Regions from separate parts of the Mus musculus genome. Here region 1 is linked to region 2. A link is a contact called in ENCODE Hi-C or POLR2A ChIA-PET data. All regions are on one chromosome and are shown on one strand. Each heading gives the region's core, a stretch centred on a gene start or an enhancer-like site at or near the end of the contact. The rest is flanking DNA. Distances are from core to core; before and after follow the strand shown. Region 1 holds the start of Rhobtb2 (Rho-related BTB domain containing 2). Region 2 holds the start of Tnfrsf10b (tumor necrosis factor receptor superfamily, member 10b).

What was found. A loop is a pair of places that touch in the nucleus more often than their neighbours do. ChIA-PET counts read pairs that join two places held with the same protein, here RNA polymerase II (POLR2A).
Region 1: a loop to region 2 is called in a map of heart, with 5 times the contacts of the local background. The contact joins the promoter of Rhobtb2 here to the promoter of Tnfrsf10b in region 2. A Hi-C loop is called at or near these places in 2 of 37 maps with a recorded cell type or tissue (both heart). POLR2A ChIA-PET finds 5 or more read pairs at or near these places in 3 of 5 experiments (Patski and embryonic stem cell).

What each region holds. Positions count from the first base shown.
Region 1 is chr14:69,804,286-69,809,006 of GRCm38, forward strand. Rhobtb2 (Rho-related BTB domain containing 2) reads right to left here and starts at 1,260. Exons shown (of 10, transcript NM_153514.5): 1 at 752-1,260.
Region 2 is chr14:69,765,480-69,769,828 of GRCm38, forward strand. It overlaps Tnfrsf10b (tumor necrosis factor receptor superfamily, member 10b), which reads left to right and starts at 1,993. Exons shown (of 8, transcript NM_020275.4): 1 at 1,993-2,312. The coding sequence starts at 2,181. 4930480K23Rik (RIKEN cDNA 4930480K23 gene) reads left to right here. Exons shown (of 3, transcript NR_130157.1): 3 at 1,586-1,634.

The DNA of each region.
Region 1 (4,721 bases), core at 10-2,509, 38 kb after region 2:
AAAGGAAGACTCGGGAGGAGAGGAGCAAAGGAAAGGTCGGTTTGGAGTTAAAGGAGCTCCCACTGTGGACGCTGACATTGTAATATGGGCGAAGGTGGAGGGGTGGATCCTCCCTCCCCACGCAGAAAACGTAAAGCAAGGCCCAAAGGGATCTTAAATGATCACATTAACAGAAACAGAAGCCTAAATACAGGATAAACCTTTTCAACCCTAGGCTACCCGAACATTAACAAAGAAAGCTCAAGAATTCCACCAGTAGTTTGCCAAAACTCAGCTGGACAGACCACAGTGGAGTTGACTTCAAAGAATCAGCTAGCTCCACTGCCGGCAGCAAACACCGCAATTGTACTGTTTTTTGTTTTTGTTTTTGTTTTTTTAAAGAAAGAAAGAAAAGAAAGGAAAGTAAAAGAAAAAGGAAAAAGGTACACCTCTACCACTCTGAACCTCTTATTTCCCTCCTGACATGCCGCTCTGCACACACAATTTTTTTTTAATGAAATAAATAGGGAAGGGGGAGGGGCACGACACACCGATGCAAAACATGTAGTTCTCCCCTAAAAACACCCAAGAAAGGTTAGTTTCTCTTCCCTCTGAACTGTGCAGACTCAGCAAGTGCCCAAGGGAAGAGTGGAGCTCAGGGGAAGGCAGGAGGGACGCAGGGAGGAGAGGGGAGGGTGCTGAAGGATGAGCCAAGGCGAGGTGGCACGTTTGCTTGCAACCCGGCCATAATAGAAATCAATCGTGTACTTACACCACTACATGTGACGGGGTAATTTCTAGTGTAGGGAACACATCTCTTCCTGCTAAGCACGCTCATTTTAGTGAGATGTCTGGGGTCACTCTGCGCGTGCAAGTTGGGGCGCCGCCGACGCTGCTGCTCTGTGCTGGAGACCCAGACTCCTGGGGTCCCGGTTCAGGTACGATCAGAAGAAACTCTGGCACAGGAGCCCTGGTCGGACCGCGGCACGTGAGCAGCCTGGGGCGCTGCACTGCAGCCACTGCCTCTTCCGGATCAGCATCTCCGCGCGACCCGGGCGCCCAATGTCATGGAGGCTCGCGGAGCCGGGTTGCGCGCCGCCGCTCCGACCTCCGGCCGCTGGGCCGCGCCGCCGCCCGGCTGCGCTGCGGAGGTTGCGGGCGGCGCGCTAGAGAGCGAGGCGCCGGGTGAGGCCGCCGCACGCGCGCAGCCTTAAGACGCCGAGCGCCGCAGTCCCCGAGACCGCTCACGACCTCCTTTTTTCATTCACAAAAAAAGCAAAGTTGGGGGGGTTGGAGGGGAGAGGGATTAAAAAAAAAAAAAGAAAAAAAAAAAAAAAGGAAAAAAACTGCACCCAGGAACGGTTGCTGTGACAAGGACTGCCCACAGCGGCGTGTGGTTGGTGGAGAGCGGAGCGATGGGGATTGGACACCCAGAGGCCACGCCCGAGACACGCCCCCGATCCCGGGAACGCCTCCCGCTCCTCTCCTGGTTTTGCACCTCCTCCCTTTTCCCCTGGGAGCCACGAATGGCCAGCAGCTGACCTCGCCAGTCTCAAAACCTTGCAGGACTCTCAGGATAGTTTTCCCCAGGAGGCTAGGAAGAAACTCATCCGGCGGTGCGCCCTGAGAATGCAAGTCAGAGGGCCACGGGAAGATTTTCCTGTTTCTCCCTAATTCAACCAAGCCTCTACCCCGCACACAGCTGCTCCGAGTACTGGGGGACCTTTCTTTTTTCATTATCCCTGCAGCTCCGACTTCTGTAGCTCTTAGTGAGTTTTCTGTATGGATACCCGTACTTTTTGACCTGTCTGCCACCTAGACCTTCTTTAGAGGTTCCCATCCCAACCTGTTGTCAAAGAGAGTTCAGTAGAATCTCCATAACTTTGCAAAGAATGCCAAGGAAATATTAGCCAGAGAATCCCTACCTAAGTCCTCTGTGGGTGCTCTAAATATAGTGACTGTCATCCCCAGCACTTGGGTGGGTGAGACAGAAAAATTGTCATAAGTGCAAGACTAACCTGGGCTACAAAGCAAAACCTTATCTCTAAACCCTAAAATAAAAATGGGTTGAGTCTAATGCCATCCATTCTGTTCATCGGAAGGAAGCGTCTGCGGTCCCCGGTCAAGGCTGGGTTCCATAGATTGGTCGGGACTGCTAGGAATTACACATCTTACCAATTCTCTCTGGACAGTTTTTTTTAAAGCAGCCTGGCAAACTTCACACAGCAACCTCCCCTATCACACTTCCAATGTCCTTTTTGAGAATGCAGATCTGTTTTAATGTTGGTTTATGCAAAATATGATATAAAAGAGAGGTTTACTACCCCTCTCCAAAGTCAAATAAAAACTGGATTTTTGGCCAAAATACACACCTCTAACCCCAGCATTGATAGGATTGAGGCAGGAGGATGGAAAGTTTGAGGTCAATATGGCTGATGTAGGGAGACCCTGCTATAAGCAAATAAATACTCAGTTTGTATTGTCTGAAATATGCCCTGTCTGTGAGTGCCTAGGACAGAAAGTTGCTCACCAGGGCGCCTGTAGTAAGTGTGTACTCAGGTTCGTTTAATCATTGTGCAGTAGGCAGATACTTTACTGTCCCTGGCCTCCAACACCTACCCAGAGCGGAAGAGAAGGTTGACAGTGACTGGAAGTGCTTCCTCACACTTCCTGTTCAGATTCTGCCTTCATAAAACAAATACTAGTTCAAAGGCATGTTTAAGAAAGAAGGTAGGGGCTAGTGAGATGGCTCAGCGGATAAGAGCACTGACTGCTCTTCTGAAGGTCATGAGTTCAAATCCCAGTAACCACATGGTGGCTCACAACCACCCATAATGAGATCTGACGCCCTCTTCTGGTGTGTCTGAAGACAGCTACAGTGTACTTATGTATAATAAATAAATAAATAAATAAATCTATCTTAAAAAAAAAAGAAAAGAAAGAAGGTAGAAGCCGGGCGTGGTGGCACACGCCTTTAATCCCAGCATTTGGGAGGCAGAGGCAGGCTGATTTCTGAGTTCAAGGCCAGCCTGGTCTACAGAGTGAGTTCTAGGACATCCAGGGCTATACAGAGAAACCCTGTTTCGAAAGGAAGGAAGGAAGGAAGGAAGGAAGGAAGGCAGGCAGGCGGGCAGGCAAGCAAGCAAGCTTTGCTCAGGTATGTTCTTCCTCTGCATTTGACACAGAAGAGTTTCACTTCATTGCTTATGCTCCTAAGAGTGATTATACAAAACCTCTCCAGGTTCCTACAGCAGGCAAGGGCCCCTCCCCTCCCAGACCCTAGTCTCTCTACCCAGTTCTGCCACCTGGGTGCTCTGGTATCACCTTTCATGTGTCCCATAGTATGTCACTTGTACAGTGCTGAGCAGGCAAATAGGCCTCTCCTTTGCTAGAGGGTAGCTAGAGTGTGTGCCGCCGAGCCTGTGACACTCTAGCCAATGGGAGAGAAAGCCGGCCTGGCTGGGTCATGCAGGTTTGGGGCCCAGTCTTGGACCAATGCAAATGTCAAAGTTTTAAACCTGCTCATAGTCAGTAGAGTGACCAGAGCTGGGCCAGTAGCTAGCTGGAGAGGTGGCCTGAATCACCGCCCTTACCTGGGTGCACAGTCCCAGTCTCTACTTGCAACTTTTCTTCACACAGAAGTTGTGCTGGATAGTTTTATGTTAACTTAACACAAGTTAAAGTCATCTGAGAGGTGGGACCCACAATCGTGAAAATGGCTTCATCAAACGGAGCTGTAGGTAAGCCTGTATTTTCTTGATTAGTGATTGTTTGGGGAGTGCCCAGTCCATCCTGTGTTCTTGTAAGAAAGCAAGCTGAGCAAGGCAGGGGAAGCAAGCCAGTAAGCAGCATTCCTCCACAGTCTCTACATCAGTCCCTGCCTCCAGGTTCCTGCCTTATTTGATTTCCTGTATTGACTTCCTTCAATGATGAACAGTGATGTGGAAGTGGAAGTCAAATAAACCCTTTCCTCTCCAACTTGATTTATTTGCTCATGGCATTTCATCATAGACAGCAATAGTAACCCTAACTAAGTCACAAGTCTTCGGTCACCTCACCTCTCCAGCACGCCCAGTCAGAGCCCACTCAGTCCTGTTTGGACATGGCACTTTTCCTCCAAGCTCTGCCTCCCACTTCTTCCCAGGCTCTGTATCCAGCTCTGGGACCATGCTTGCCTTATCTCTCTGTCAAACCTTTCTTTTTTTCCTTCTCTCTCACTCTCTTTTGTTGTTGTTGTTGTTGTTGTTTTGTTTGTTTTTATTTGTTGTTGGTTTTTTTTTTTTTTTTTTGAGACAGGGTTTCTCTGTGTAGCCTTGGCTGTCCTTGAACTCACTTTGTATACCAGGCTGGCCTCGAACTCAGAAATCCGCCTGCCTCTGCCTCCCAAGTGCTGGGATTAAAGGCGTGTCCCCCCCCCCCCCCCACGGCTTCCTTCTCTTTCTTTATTGTGGTTTGTAGAGGCAGAGTTTCTCTGTGTAGCCCTAGCTGTCCTGGAAGTCACTCTGTAGACCAGGCTGGCCTCAAACTCAGAGAACTTCATGCCCCTGCCTCCAGAGTGCTGGGATTAAAGAAATACCGCACCACTGCCTGACTTTATCTGCCTAACCTTTCAGTGGCAGATCTCTGAGGCTGGGATTTCTCCAACAACTGGCAGCCAGCAGCTGTCATTGTAGAATGGCAGCCTCCCATATCCTGAGCTGACCAGCCTACCTCAAAAGGCTGCTTCTCCTTGTGTCAGGTTT
Region 2 (4,349 bases), core at 743-3,242:
TTTCAATCACAACTGAAATTTTGCTACTATTATGAATTGCTGTGGAAATATCTGGTATTTCCTATGGTCTTAGGTAACCCCTGAGAACAGCTGACACATGGTGTTGGTTACAAAATCTCCCTACCTCCACCTTGGCAATAGATTTGACTTCTAGGGGTAATCAAGGCAGAGTGCAACGTCATTGTCTTGTTAATCTGGGCCTGTGTTTCTGGCCAGCTCTGGCCAGCCCCAGTTACAAACACATCCTTATACACTGTCCATCTGCCTCCTCCTGGCTGTTTTGTACAGTGAATGTCTCATAGGACTCAGAAGGGAGTAATGACTTATGGCTCTATCTCCTAACCCTGGGAGTATAGACCAAGCACACCCAGGAGAGGGGGTCGTGATCTCACAGGTTGCACATGGGCCACTTACAGCCCCATCCAGTTTCCAGGTATGTCCCATGATACATCAGCTTTTGCTCATGGACTCTCCCTCCTCTGTGGCCTCGTGGGATCTGTGCTGAGAACCTAGAAGGCCAGCTGGCCACAGTGTCTCCAAGCAGCTTCGAGCTGCTTCTTGTAATGCTGGCGTCATCTGAGCCAATTGGGGAGAACTCGGGTGATTAGACAGAAGTTAGATTTTTCTTTCTTTTGAGACAGGGTCTCTATTATGTAGCTGTAGCTGTCTTGGAACTCTCTATGCAGACCAGGCAGGCCTTGAACTCACAGAGGTCCACCAATCAGAAGATACAGGTTCTTAACAAACCGAATACTTTATTTTGGTACTAGAAAGCTTACAGAATTATGTCAGGTTTTAAGCAACTTACTTCTTTGAAAATATGCATTTCCCCCCTACAAAATTTTGTTTGGGGTTGTGGATTAAGAAGTAAACTGAGGCAAATGTGATGATGTTTGTTCAATGATATTCTATACTGGAAATCTGGAGGCCTGAAGCATATGGAAATTCAAACTCTTGTTATAATTGGTTTGCTTTTTCAAGACAGGGTTTCACAACATAGTTCTGGCTGTCCTGGAACTCAGTATGTAGACCAGGATGGCCTTGAACTCACAGAGATCCACTTGCCTCTACCTCCTGAGTGCAGAGATTAGAGGCACCAGTACACCTGCATGTATATGTACGTGTATATATGTGTGTATATATTATATAATGTGTATATGTGAGATATATATGTATATACATATATATATGTGTGTGTATAAATGTGGAGAGAGAGATTGATTGATTGAGATTGTGAAATTACCAAAATGCACTGATGTGGGTAGATGAGGTCATCTATTCTTTTTGTTTGTTTGTGTTTTGTTGGTTTAGGTGTGTGTGTGTGTGTGTGTGTGTGTGTGTGTGTGTGTGTGTTTAAAGACATGGTTTCTCTGTGTAGCCCTGGCTGTCCTGAAATTCACTCTGTAGACCAGGCTGGACTCTAACTCAGAGACCAGCCTGCCTCTGCTCGTGCTAGGATTGAAGTGCTTTACCACCACGGCTAAGTGTGTTCAGTGTTCCAAACGTTACAGAGACACGGATTGATTTCGCTTCTGTTACTGGGGTGAGACCATCCATTCTATCATTTCCTTTTCTGTGTTCTCAGATACTGCCTGGTAGCATACAACTGTAACAAAAACAAATTCAAGAAGAGGAAGAGAAGAAGAGAAGGAGAGATGAAGGAGACAGAAGATGAGGAAGGAGGAGTACTCACTACTACAGACATCTTCAAGTCGGCTCCTCCAGGGACACAAGCTGAAACTCAAAGGTGAATATCATATTAGTCAAAATATGAAGGGACAGGCAGACCTTTGAGTATTACGAGTTGGTTTTTTTTTTTTTAATAAGCATGGGCGTCTCCAACCACGACCTGACAAATATAATAAAAGTGGTGTGATTCTTTAAAAAAATAAAAGTTGTTCAGATTCTGTCCGGCGACTGCTCCCAAGTTTTCATATTAGGTAGGATCGGGGTTGGACGCGTAATCAAGCTCCTCCCAAGGTGGATTTCCCCACCCCTGCCCGGTGCGCGCGCAAGCCCGCGGAGGTTGGAGGTACCACTAAGCGTCAAGTCGCCGCGACAAGAATCCAGAACTTTTCTGGGAGTGAGGAAATCCAGAGAACTTTTTTAGGAGTGAGGGGACAGCCATCCTTCGTGGCTTTTGGGAGCTGAAGCCGCAGGGTTTCGGATGAGCTGACACCATGGAGCCTCCAGGACCCAGCACGCCCACAGCCTCTGCCGCTGCCCGGGCAGATCACTACACCCCAGGCCTCCGGCCACTCCCGAAGCGCAGACTTCTATATAGCTTTGCGTTGCTGCTTGCTGTGCTACAGGTGAGTGTGGCGCGACTGCGGTGCCCGAAGTGGGAAGCCGGCCAGGAAAGGAAATGGCAAGGAAATGTCCTGAGAGCCGGGCGCGCACGTGCGTGTGGTGGGAGAGGTCTGACACTGCGGGGGGTGGGGGGGACACGACTCCGCGGGGGTCCAGGTAGGCCTCAACAGGGAAGCCTAGAAGGTTCGATGGTGGGGTGAGAGGGTTGGGGGGGTGGAGTGAGAGGGGGGGTGGAGTGAGGGGGGGTGGGGGACCCGAAGGTGAGGTGGGTCAGGACTGGATGGGGAGGTGGGCGGAACACTCTAGACTGGGAGGATGTGAGGCGCCGCTCTGGTAGAAAAAGGTCCTGACGGTAGATGAGAGGTCCTCAAAGATGGTGGGAAGAAAGTTCTGGCGTTGGGTTGGGGCTTGTGGAGATGGCACGCGAGGGGCGTGGCGAGCAGCTGACCCAGCAAAAACGCACCAGGGCACCCAAGGTGGAGCAGGGAAAGGGAGAGGGGACAGTGGGCGGAGGAAGGATCCAGTTACCCTGTAGGATCCTAAGGACAGAGAAGGCCATGGTGGGGGAGCCAGGTGGAGGGGGCTGTTGGGGGGAGGGGGTGGAGACCCTCCCTAGCTGCTGGACATCCCTTTCCAGGCAGGAAAGGAAGCCTTGCCTGGTGTTAGCTTTAGCTGCCAGAAAGTTCTGTTCAATTTCCGCGTCACATCACTGACTGTACTTTTTCCAGTTTCTTGGACTCTGCAACTTACTGGGCTTAAAAAGAGTAAAGGGGCCCTGAAGAGCCTAGAATCGGGCCTTTCCCCTTCTGCCAGATGAGATTGTTGAGGGGAATTCCAGTGTCTTGGAGTCCATTGTTTCTAACTTCAAATAGAAAGGCACACAAGTGTCTTTTTAGAGACACTTATTGTATATATTCTTATATTATATTCTAGACTCATTTCCACCAGGCTGGACACAGTTCTCCACCTTCTGTTTTAATACTTCACTGTTGGGCTGGAGAGATGGCTCAGCGGTTAAGAGCCCTGACTGCTCTTCCTGAGTTCAAATCTCAGCAACCACATGGTGGCTCCCAACCATCTGTCATGAGATCTGATGCCCTCCCTCTTCTGGAGTGTCTGAAGACAGCTACAGTGAACTTACATATAATAAATAAATAAAATCTTTAATCTTCTTTAATCTTCTTCCTCCTCACTGTTGAGGAGGAACATGCATATGTCTGAAAAATAAGTAAGTAGAACGAAGGAAGGAAGCAGAGTTAAGATGTGTTCAGGTAGTACCAGGCAGCCCTGCCTATGGACCAGCGTGTTCATCCTCTCTTGGCTTCTAGTTACTTTTAGTATCACTTCTTTAGCTATTTGGGGGGAAAAAAAGAATAAGAAGAAGAAAGAAAGAAAGAGAGAGAGAGAAAGAGAGAGAGAGAGAGAGAGAGAGAGAGAAGGAAAAAAAGAAGAGAAATGAGCAGAATAGTAGTTGAGAACATGGAGAAATGGGTGGAGGGGTGAGCTGTTACTTTAATGGTTACAGACTTAAGAGTTTTAAGATGAAGGGAATTCTGGGCTTTGGTTACAGGACAGTGTGAACACAGCAGTACAGGCCTTTTTGTTTAAAATGATTACGGTGTTAGTTTTACCTAATGTATACCTGAATGCGTGTAAAAAAATCTTTGTGCACACTTATCTTGGGTTTCATTCCTGTGAGGAAACGCCACGACCACGAGCAACTTATAAAGAAAACATTTAAGTGGGGCTGGCTTACAGTTTCATGGGTTTAGTCCATTATCATTATGGTGGGAAGCATGGCAGCATGCAAGCAGACTTGGTGCCGGAGGAGCAGAGAGTTCTACATCTTGATCCACAGGCAGCAAAGAGACTGTGTACCATACTGGGTATAGCTTGAGCATAGGAGACCTCAAATTCTGCCCCCACAGTGACACACTTTCTCCAACAAGGTCACACCTCCTCCAATAAGGCCACATCTCCTAATAGTGACATTCCCCATGGGCCAAGCATTCAAACCCATGAGTCTATGGGGGCCATAC